Regions from separate parts of the Homo sapiens genome. Here region 2 is linked to region 1. Evidence: read pairs that join two places in POLR2A ChIA-PET (ENCODE). Cell type or tissue: GM12878. All regions are shown on one strand. Each heading gives the region's core, and the rest is flanking DNA. Links, peaks and the distances in the headings are about the cores only.

Region 1 (5,374 bases), core at 140-5,139:
AGGCTGGCGAAATAAATGACATGGAGTACATTCATACAGCTCTAAAAAAGGACAAAAGTCAGGGACATCTGTGTCCAGGGAACACTCTCGATTTGTCTTGTTAAGTGAAACTGGCGAGGCGTGGAATCATGAGAGAAGCGTGAGTAGAGGGGACTTAAACCAGGGACTGGTGGCCACAGCTAGTGTTAGCCAGGGGACTGGAGGCTGGGAGACTGAGAAGGAGATTTTCTTACTTCGTACGTGTCTGTACTGTTTGGATTTTTTTTTTTTTTTTTTTTTTGAGAGGGTATTTTTTAAAAGGAAAAGCTTGTTTTGTTTTTCTTTTTAAAAAATAGGCTCTAAAAATTCTGGAGAGAAATAAAAAAGGCAACATGGTGGCCGGGTATGGGCGTCTCTTCTGATTCCAGGCTGGTTGGCACTGGCCACCTTGCTCAATGGTTGCCTTAGAAACCGGCCTAGCGAGGGGGTGTCAGTTGTCTCTGGTAGCCATTAAGGCAGTGACTCAGCAGAAAACCCAACCCAAGAGGGAGTTGTTCATTCACTGACTTTCCTTCTCTCCCAGAAAAGCATGGGTGAGGCCATTTCTGTTACATTTGCGATCGGGTGGCAGCTGCTCCGCCGTGAAGGCGGTAGCGAGAAGTCTGCCCGCTCCTCCAGCCTCTCACTAGGTGAGTGGCGTCTCTGTGCTGCCCTGTCCCTCAGAAACCACAGGTTCCGGTCCCTCTGCCAGCCTGTCCCCTGTCTCTCCCCTCCCGCTGACAGGGTGAAACCAGCTTCCGCTCACAAGCACTTGCTGGGGGTTGCCACAGGCATGGCTCTTGGGGAGATCTTTAGTAAAAAACCCAACCAAACATCACGAGTGGAACCGAGTGTGGATCATAAACTCAACTGAGAGAAAAGCCAAGGGACGCATGTGGGCAAAATACACAGAAAACCCAGCATGGGCGCGGGGGCTCTCGCCTGTCATCCCATCACTTTGGGAGGCCAAGGCGGGTGGATCACTTGAGGTCAGGAGTTCGAGACCAGCCTGGCCAACATGGTGAAACCCCATCTCTACTAAAATACAAAAATTGGTCGGGCATGGTGGTGGACACCTGTAATCCCAGCTACTCGGGAGGCTGAGGCAGGAGAATTGCTTGAACCGGGGAGGCGGAGGTTGCCGTGAGCTGAGATCACACCACTGCACTCCAGCCTGGGTGACAGAATGAGGCCCTGTCTCAGAAAAAAAAAAAGAATCACGTGCTGAGACATGCTACAACACAGATGAACCCCAAAATCATAATGCTAAGTGAAAGAAGCCAGACACGAAAGATCCCATGAGTATTATCCCATTTATATGGAGTGTTCAGAGTAGGTGAATCTATAGAGACAGAAAGGAGATGAGTGACTGCCTCAGCTGGAAGGGAAAATGGGGAAGAAATGGGTAGTGACTATTAAAAGGTATGGTGTTTTTTTTTCTTTGTTTTTGTTTTGTTTTGTTTTGTTTTATTTTGTTTTTTTGAGATGGAGTCTCGCTCTGTCACCCAGGCTGGAGTGCAGTGGCATGATCTCGGCTCACTGCAACCTCTGCCTCCTGGGTTCCAGCAATTCTCCTGCCTCTGCCTCCTGAGTAGCTGGGACTACAGGCGCCCACCACGATGACTGGGCAATTTTTGTATTTTTAGTAGAGATGGGGTTTCATCGTGTTGGCCAGGTTGGTCTCAAACTCCTGACCTCAGGTGATCCACCCACCTCGGCCTCCCAAAGTGCTGGGATGACAGGTGTGAGCCACCACGCCTGGCCAGTGTTTCTTTTTGGAATGATGAAAATATGCTCAAATAGAGTGCTGGTTGCACAAGTCTGTAAATCTATTAAAAACACGGAGTTGCACACTTCAAACAACTGAACCTTGTGGCGTGTGAGGTAGATGTCTTAACACAGCTGTTAAAAAGCCCAGGATAGCTGGGCACAGCGGCTCAGCTGTAATCCCAGTACTTTGGGGGGGCTGAGGAAGGAGGATCGCTTCAGCTCAGGGGCTTGAGACCAGCCTTGGCAACCTAGCGAGACCCTGTCTGTACTAAAAATAAAAATAATTAGCTGGGCATGGTGACATGCACCTGAGGTCCCAGGTACTCGAGAGGCTAAAGCGGGGGCTGTGGGCAGGAGAACAAGGCTGCAGTGAGCTATGATCACGCCATTGCACTCCAGCCTGGGCAACATAATGAGATCCTGTCTCAATAAACACATGAAAGAGACACATACTGTTATTTCAAACTTCACTCAAAATACACTGCCTTCTATGTGCTGGGACCCAGAGAGGGTTTGTGGCATGTTTGTAGGAATAAGTCCGGATCAGAACGGAGCTGAGAATGGGTGTTCACTCGTATTCTTCAATGTCTCCTATTGAGATGATGTTATCCACTTGTTATTTTCTTGACCCTATTTTCTGCCAAGAAATAAAGTAATTTGAGAGAGAGAGAGAGAGCGAGATCTAACGTGGAAAAACAGATCTGCAGGAAGGCATGGAACGCACTAGAAAGGTAAAAAATGGGCTGTTTAGACCAACACTAATAGTGTCCTTTGGGATTTAAAATATACGAAAACAAGAGCACCCGAGGCCCGGCGGAAACACAGTCTCGCTGCTGGGAGGCTCTGGCGTTGCTTGAGCCACTGCACCGCAGACTCAATCCCTAGGGTAACTGCTGGAGTAATAATGAAAAGTGACACTGAGAAAAGGCAAAAAAAGAGAAAGAAAGTAACCAACGACAGATGGGACAACAGAGAACAAATGGTAAGCTGGTCCTCACACACAGCCAGAGCAGGAGGGTGGCGGGGGTCAGGGTCTAATGGTGTGGAGGAGGAGGAGGAGGATGTTGAGGGTGAAGAAACAAAGCCCATGCCCCCGAGTTGTACACTTATAAATAGTTAAACAGATGAATATTATGTTGTATATATTTTATCACAATAAAAGATCTCACATACAGCCATATTGGCAAATCCATTAAAATGAAAATGGATAAACACACAAAGATTGCCGGGCTGGCGTAGAGGGAAAATAAAACCAATCAATCAATATGCTGCCTCAAAGAGACATTCTTTCTTTCTTCCTTTCTTTCCTTCCTTCCTTCCTTTCTCTCTTTCTTTCTTTTTTGACAGAGTCTCACTCTGCTGCCCAGGCTGGAGTGCAATGGCGTGATCTCAGCTCACTGCAACCTCCATCTCCCGGATTCAAGTGATTCCCCTGCCTCAGCCTCCTGAGTAGCTGGGATTATAGGCGTGCACCATCATACCCCACTAATTTTTGTATTTTCACTAGAGACAGGGTTTTACCATGTTGGCCAGGCTGGTCTCAAACTCCTCACCTCAAGTGATCTTCTCACCTCAGCCTCCCAAAGTCCTGGGATTACAGGAATGAGCCACCGTGCCCGGCTGCATTTTATTTTATTTTATTTTATTTTTGAGATGGAGTCTTGCCCTGTTGCCCAGGCTGGAGTGCAGTGGCGTGATCGCCGCTCACTGCAAGCTCCGCCTCCCGGGTTCACGCCATTCTCCTGCCTCAGCCTCCCGAGTAGCTGGGACTACAGGTGCCCGCCACCACGCCCGGCTAACTTTTTGTATTTTTAGTAGAGATGGGGTTTCACCATGTTAGCCAGGATGGTCTTGATCTCCTGACCTCGTGATCCACCCGCCTCGGCCTTCCGAAGTGCTGGGATTACAGGCGTGAGCCACTGCGCCTGGCCCATTTTATTTCTTAAAAACAGCTTTTTTTTTTTTTTTTTTTTTTTTGACAGAGTCTCACTCTGTCGCCCAGGCTGGAGTGCACTGGTGCCATCTTGACTCACTGCAAGCTCCATCTCCTGGGTTCACGCCATTCTCCTGCCTCAGCCTCCCAAGTAGCTGGGACTACAGGTGCCCGCCACCACGCCTGGCTAATTTTTTGTATTTTTAGTAGAGACAGGGTTTCACCATGTTAGCCAGGATGGTCTCGATCTCCTGACCTAATGATCTGCCTGCCTCGGCCTCCCAAAGTGCTGAGATTACAGGCGTGAGCCACTGTGCCTGGCCAAAAACAGCTTTATTGAGGTATAATTGACATAAAATAAACTGCACATTTAAAGTGAACAGTTTGAAAGTTATATCTGCCAAACCATCAACACAATCGAGAATGAACCCACCAGGCCAGGCGTGGGGGCTCACGCCTGCAGTCCCAGCTACCTGGGAGGCTGAGGTGGGTGGATCGTGTGAGCCCAGGAATTCGAGACCAGCCTGGGCAACATGGCAAGACCCCATCTCTACAAAAAATACAAAAACTGGCCGGAACTGGGATCTGGAAGGCGGAGGGGACGCAGTAGGCATTTGTGCACTGTGAGTCCTGGTGTGGGGCCATCGCAGCACTGCCAGCTCCCATCAGGTCTCCCTGATCAGATGTTCCAACATGTGTATACAGATGTGTACAACACCCAAGAGAAATGAGTGTGTATGTGCAGCAAGACAGATTCGGAAATGTTCATAACAGCTTTATGCCAGCCCCAAACTCAATCCAAACGCCCAAGAGTAGAAAGAGTCAAATGCGGCCCATTCTTACAATGGAACGCTACCTGGGAAGGCAAAGCAATCGCTTAGCGCTACTCACGGCTGCAACAGAACAACAGTGCAGAGCAATAGCAGGCAGACGCGAGTTCGTACCACGTGTGTTAATCCATTCTCACACTGCTGTACAGAAATAGCCAAGACCGGGCAATTTATATAGAAAGGAGGTTCAATGGGCTCACGGTTCTGCAGGCTGTACAGGAAGCATGGCTGCATCTGCTTTTGGGGAAGCCTCAGGAAGCTTCCAATCATGGCGGGAGGCAAAGGGGGAGCAGGCACATCAGATGGCCACAGCGGGAGCAAGAGCCGGACAGTGGAGGTAGCACACACTGTTAAACAACTATCATGAGAACAGCACCCAGGGATGGCGCGGAAGCATTCATGAGAAATCTGCCCCCATGACCCAGTCACTTCCCACCAGGCCCCGCCTCCAGCACTGGAGATTGGGGCAGGGACACACATCCAAACTAAATCACGACACAATCTCATTGACATGAAATTCCAGAACATGCAAAACTATCTATGTGTTTAAAGCCAGGTTTGGATGTTCTCTGGTGCTACTCTCATCAAAAAAGGCGGCCCACAGCGCCTCTCCCCTTGCATACACTGGCCTCAGAGGCTTGCGTCTAGTGAGCAGGCTGCCGGGGAAGTGGCAGCACCTGATCCCCAGGCCAGGCCATCAGATGACGTGGCCTCCGCTGGGCTTTCTAGCTTGAGATGCTCCCCGGAGAACCCAGCCTCACAGGCACATGGAGGTGTCCTCACCCCGGCAGCGTCCTCCGCTGGACACGAAGGAGCCGCTGGG
Region 2 (5,374 bases), core at 291-5,290, 500 kb after region 1:
AAGACGGGCGGATCACGAGGTCAGGAGATCGAGACCATCCTGGCTAACACGGTGAAACCCCGTCTCTACTAAAAATACAAAAAAAAAAAAAAAAAAAATAGCCAGGCGTGGTGGCGCGCACCTGTAGTCCCAGCTACAGATTTTTTTTGAGACAGAGTCTCGCTCTGTTGCCCAGGCTGGAGTGCAGTGGTGCAATCTCAGCTCACTGCAACCCCCACCTCCCAGGTTGAAGCAATTCTCATGCTTCCACCTCCCAAGTAGCTGGGATTACAAGCATGAGCCACTGTTTTTGAGACAGGGTCTCACTCTGTTGCCCAGGCTGGAGTGCAGTGGTGCCATCATGGCTCACTACAGTCTCAACCTCCTGGGCTCAAGCAATCCTCTCCTCCTACCTGAGCTCCCTGAGTAGCTGGGCATACAGGTGCGCACTACCACACTGGCTATTTTTTTTTTTTTTTTTTTTTTTTTGTAGAGATGGGGGTCTCCTTATGTTGCCCAGGCTAGTTTTTTTTTTTTTTTTAACTTTTGTACCTTTTGTATTTTTAGTAGAGACTAATTTTTGTATTTTTAGTAGAGATGGGGTTTCACCATGTTGGGCAGGCTGGTCTCAAACTCCTGACCTCGTGATCCGCCCGCCTTGGCCTCCCAAAGTGCTGGGATTACAGGCGTGAAGCACCGCGCCCCGCCTGCCCAGGCTAGTTTTAGAACTCCTGGGCTTAAGTCATCACCTGTCTCAGCCTTCTAAAGTGCTGAGATTACAGGCGTGACTCACTATGCCCACCTAATTACTATATTTTTGATAAAATAATTAATGCTTTTAATTTTTCCCTTTAATTAATTAGATATTTTTCATATATTTTGGTAGAAAATATTACACAGAATGTGAAAACGTACGGACACATGATTACATAGAAACAGATTCCCTAGCTTTCATTTTGAAATTTTTGTCATGAGACAGTACAATATAGTAATATACGCTTGCCAGTTTATAAAAGGACAGTTGGATCCAATTTCTGACAAAATGAGACCCGTTCGTGTGGCTGAGCATTATTTGACCCCATAGGTAATCTTATGAAGGCTGAAGATCAAAATTTTGGGTAAAGCAGCGTCTACAGCAGTTTGATTTAAAATATCTTTTTAAAATCCTTTTATTCCATATCAAATGAGTTTAGAGGTTAAATATTCAAATGTTCACATTTCAGTTAGGACTAGCTGAATTGTATGAGAAAAACAGAATTTCCAGTGGCCAATCTGGTTTGCTTGATTAGTCAGCACAGGTGGAGAGGCACTTTTCAAAAAGATATTTACAGTTGTTTTTTTTCCTCAGCTTTTTCTGGATTGTACATGACAGACAAAGCCAAATTTTTATGCTGGACAGAGATACCTTATGTGATTGCTGTGTGCTCAAGAGTTTGACCTGTTTGATCTGAGAACCTAACTTTCACAAACATTGATCTAGTTCTTTCCTTTTTAGACTATCAATCTTTTAATTAACTGTTCCGTCACCCTAAGCAATTGTCAGCTAGGCAAACCTCCATACATGTTTCTGAAAGGAATGACTCCTAAGTGTACAAGGCTAGGTTTTTGGTTGCCATGGAGCTGTTGTAATTTGAAAGCACCCTTTTTTCTTTTCTTTTTCTTGGCTGAAATGCCCTAAGGAAAAGTTATAAACAGCTTTTGAAATCACCAATGTTAGATTATCTTTTTTTATTCTTATTTTTTTGAGACAAGATCTCACTCCATCGCCCAGGCTAGAGTGCAGTAGTGTGTCACGGCTCAACGCAGCCTTGAACTTCCAGGCTCAAGTGATCCTCCCACCTCAGCCTCCTGAATAGCTGGGACCACAGGTGTGTGCCTCCACGCTAGCTACCTTTTTGTATTTTTAATGTAGGGTTGGGGTCTGATCAGGTTGCCCAGGGTGAAATTATCTTAATACAATTATCTTAATACAAGTGAAGAAGCTGGCTGGGCACGGTGGCCACGCCTGTAATTCTAGCACTTTGAGAGGCCAAGATGAGTGGATCATGTGAGCTCAGGAGATAGAGACCAGCCTGAACAACATGATGAAACCCCATCTCTACAAAAATTAGCCAGGCGTGGTGGCAGGTGCCTGTGTTCCCAACTCCTTGGGAGGCTGAGGTGGGAGGATCGCTTGAGCCCAGGAGGTTGAGGCTGCAGTGAGCTGAGACTGCACCACTGCACTCCAGCCTGGGTGGCAGAGTGAGACCCTGTCTCAAAAAAAAAAAAAAAAAAAAAGAAGAAAAAGGCCAGGTGCGGTGGTTCACACCTGTAATCCCAGCACTTTGGGAGGCCGAGGCAGGCAGATCATGAGGTCAGGAGATCGAGACCATCCTGGCCAACATGATAAAATACAAAAAATTAGCCAGGCATGGTGGCGCATGCCTGTAGTCCCAGCTACTCGGGACGCTAAGGCAGTGGAATTCCTTGAACCCGGGAGGCAGAGGTTGCCGAGATCGTGCCAGCCTGGTGACAGAGCAAGACTCCGCCTCAAAAAAAAAAAAAAGAAGAAGAAGAAGAAAAAGCCAACAGAGTCAGCAGAGAGGAGGAAGAAAAGAAAAGCAGATAGAGAAGTTAGGCGCCTCTACATACCAGTGTTTTAGTTTTATTTATTTAATTTTATTTTTTATTTTAATTTTATTTTTTTGAAACAGGGTCTCACTCTGTTTCCCAGGCTGGCCTTGAATTCCTGGGCTCAAATAATCCTCCTGTCTTGGCCTCCAAAAGTGCTGGGATAACAGGCATGAGCCACCGTGCCCAGCCCCAATTCCTTTTAAAGGTGATTTTGTTTCGGGTCTCACTTATTTTTTTTTTCTTTTCTTTTCTTTTTTCTTTCTTTCTTTCTTTTTTTTTTTTCTGAGACAGCCTTGACCCCTGGGCTCAAGCCATCCTCCCACCTCAGCCTCCCTAGTAGCTGGGACTACAGGTGTGCACCACCACACCTGGCTAATTAATTTTTTTTTTTTTTTTTAGAGACAGGGTCTTGCTGTGTTGCCCAGGATGGTGTCAAATTCCTGGGCTCAAGTGATCCTCCTGCCTTGGACTCTCAAGTGCTGGGATGACAGGTGTGAGCCACCACGCCCAGCTGTAGGTCCCACTTCTGACTCTAGTTATGTCATCCTAAATAACAGGCTCTCTGAGAGAAAATGATATTTATTCTGGAATGCGTTGCAGTGGGAATGCATGTGCCATGGTAAACTGTATGGTAAACTGTGTGCATATACAGGGAGGCAAAAGAAGGCAAAGGTTTTTCAAGGAAAAGTGAAGAGGATCACCTAATTGTTTTGAGAGAATTCTCCTTGGCTACAAGGATCGATAACAAGGGTGACCTCAGTATGAGGTTGGACAGGGTTAGGGTTAAGTTGCTCAGCTGGGTGCGGTGACTCACGCCTATAATCCTAGCACTTTGGGAGGCTGAGGCGGGTGGATCACCTGAGGTCAGGAGTTCAAGAGCAGCCTGGCCAACAAGGTAAAACCCTGTCTCTACTAAAAACACAAAAATGAGCCAGGCGTGGTAGCGCATGCCTGTGATCCCAGCTACTCAGGAGGCTGAGGCAGGAGAATCGCTTGAACCTAGGAGGCGGAGGTTGTGGTGAGCCAAGATTGTGCCACTATACTCCAGCCTGGGTGACTGATCCAGACTCCGTTTCAGAAAAAAAAAAAAAAAAAAGTCAGCCGGGCACGGTAGCTCACGCCTTTAATCCCAGCACTTTGGGAGGCTGAGGCAGGTGGATCACTTGAAGTCAGGAGTTCAAGACCAGCCTGGCCAACATGGTGAAACCGTGTCTCTACTAAAAATACAAAAATTAGCTGGGTGTGGTGGTGCACACCTGCAATCCCAGCTACTTGGGAGGCTGAGGCAGAATCGCTTGAACCCAGGAGGCGGAGGTTGCAGTGAGCCGAGATTGCGCCACTGCGCTTCAGCCTGGGTAACAAGAGCGAAACTCCGTCTCAAAAAGTTGCTGGGCAGATGTCCTTGCAGTATTTTTTTTCTGTGGAAAGCTGTGGTTTCTGCATTTGCAGCCTTCCCCAGCTCTGTTTTTTGTTTTTTAACACAAGTGACTCCATTTTGATTCTGACAACTGTCATGGCAAGGAAGGCTGCCATGTTGGAAAATGAAGCCAATACAGAGAGAAAAACAAAGCCAAGAGGTGGAGAGAGCCCAAGTCCCTTGGGCTTCGGGGTCCATTACAGGAACAATGCATTCTGCCATCCTCCCTTTTTTTTTTTTTTTTTTTTTGCTTATGCCAGTTTGAGTTTGAATTCTGGCATTGTAAGTGAGGACATCCTAACTCCTAAAGGGCAGGCCCAGGGGGCGATACCCCTGGCAAAACAGGACCGTGGGATATGTCAAGCTTACCTCCTCTTTGGGAAGTCAGGCAGGCTGTGCTCCATGCCATCAGCTTCCTAGCCTGTGTTGGGCTGTGACACTGGTGACCCCAGTGAGGGTGCAGCCCCATGAAGAGGTAGAGGCTGTCACTGTGGCTCACTACGGTGTTCCTGGACCAGTTCAGGCACTTGGTGAATGTTTAGTGAACAAATGAGCTGAAGGAACAAATGGAGGAAGGCTGGGCAATCACAGCAGTTGCTGGAGAAGTGTCGGGGAGCCCAAGCCCCTCCCAGCCTGGCAGTATAGACACTCCGTGAGTTTCCGTTTCATTTAGGGGCAAGCTAGTAACCTCGTGGAATTGTACTTATCTGGCTTGTAGTCTTGCTACACCGGGAACTCTCCTATCCCCACTAGGGACCTTTACTTTTTTGTACAGTGGGGACAATGGCCACACTTACTGGCTAGGGTTGTGGTGAGGTGTTACCTATGGTATAACTGAGGTATTGATGCAAGAAGGAAGTTGAGATTTGTATCAACATATGGGACCATGTGGGTACAGATGAGACAGCACTGGTCACATGTCGATCACTAGAGGGATGAGCACATCAGAGTTGATGACAGTCATCTGTTGGTATCCGATAGGTATTTGTTCCAGGGCACCCTATAGCTGCCAAAGTCCAGGGATGCTCAAGTCCCTGATATAAAATGGATACATTATAGTTATACATATTTATTCCCATAGATTTTTTTTTCTTTTGAGATGGAGTCTCGCTCTGTCACCCAGGCTGGAGGGCAGTGGTGCAATCTCAGCTCACTGTAAGCTCCGCCTCCCGGGTTCAAGCGATTCTCCTGCTTCAGCCTCCCGAGTAACTGGGACTACAGGCGCCCGCCACCATGCTCAGCTAATTTTTCGTATTTTTAGTAGAGACGGGGTTTCACCGTGTTAGCCAGGATGGTCTTGATCTCCTGACCTCTTGATCTCCTGACCTTGTGATCCGCCCACCTCGGCCTCTCAAAGTGCTGGGA

The links. Peaks named below come from ENCODE experiments on the same cell type or tissue, not always from the same donor. Only the 100,000 strongest peaks of a DNase experiment are listed, where the experiment ranks them.
Region 2: POLR2A ChIA-PET joins it to region 1 with 5 read pairs; 2 of 35 experiments call an interaction of 5 or more read pairs at or near these places.

The regions. Positions count from the first base shown.
Region 1 is chrX:154,001,841-154,007,214 of GRCh38, forward strand. No RefSeq gene overlaps it. Among named protein-coding and RNA genes, the nearest start is that of IRAK1, 15 kb to the right of the region's middle. RefSeq lists enhancers at 431-575, 528-577 and a cis regulatory region at 498-508. In GM12878, for the core only: no CTCF peak of the experiment used is centred there; DNase peaks (open chromatin) are centred at 702 and 2,686; H3K27ac peaks cover 2,521 bases.
Region 2 is chrX:154,498,247-154,503,620 of GRCh38, forward strand. No RefSeq gene overlaps it. Among named protein-coding and RNA genes, the nearest start is that of SLC10A3, 10 kb to the left of the region's middle. In GM12878, for the core only: no CTCF peak of the experiment used is centred there; no DNase peak of the experiment used is centred there.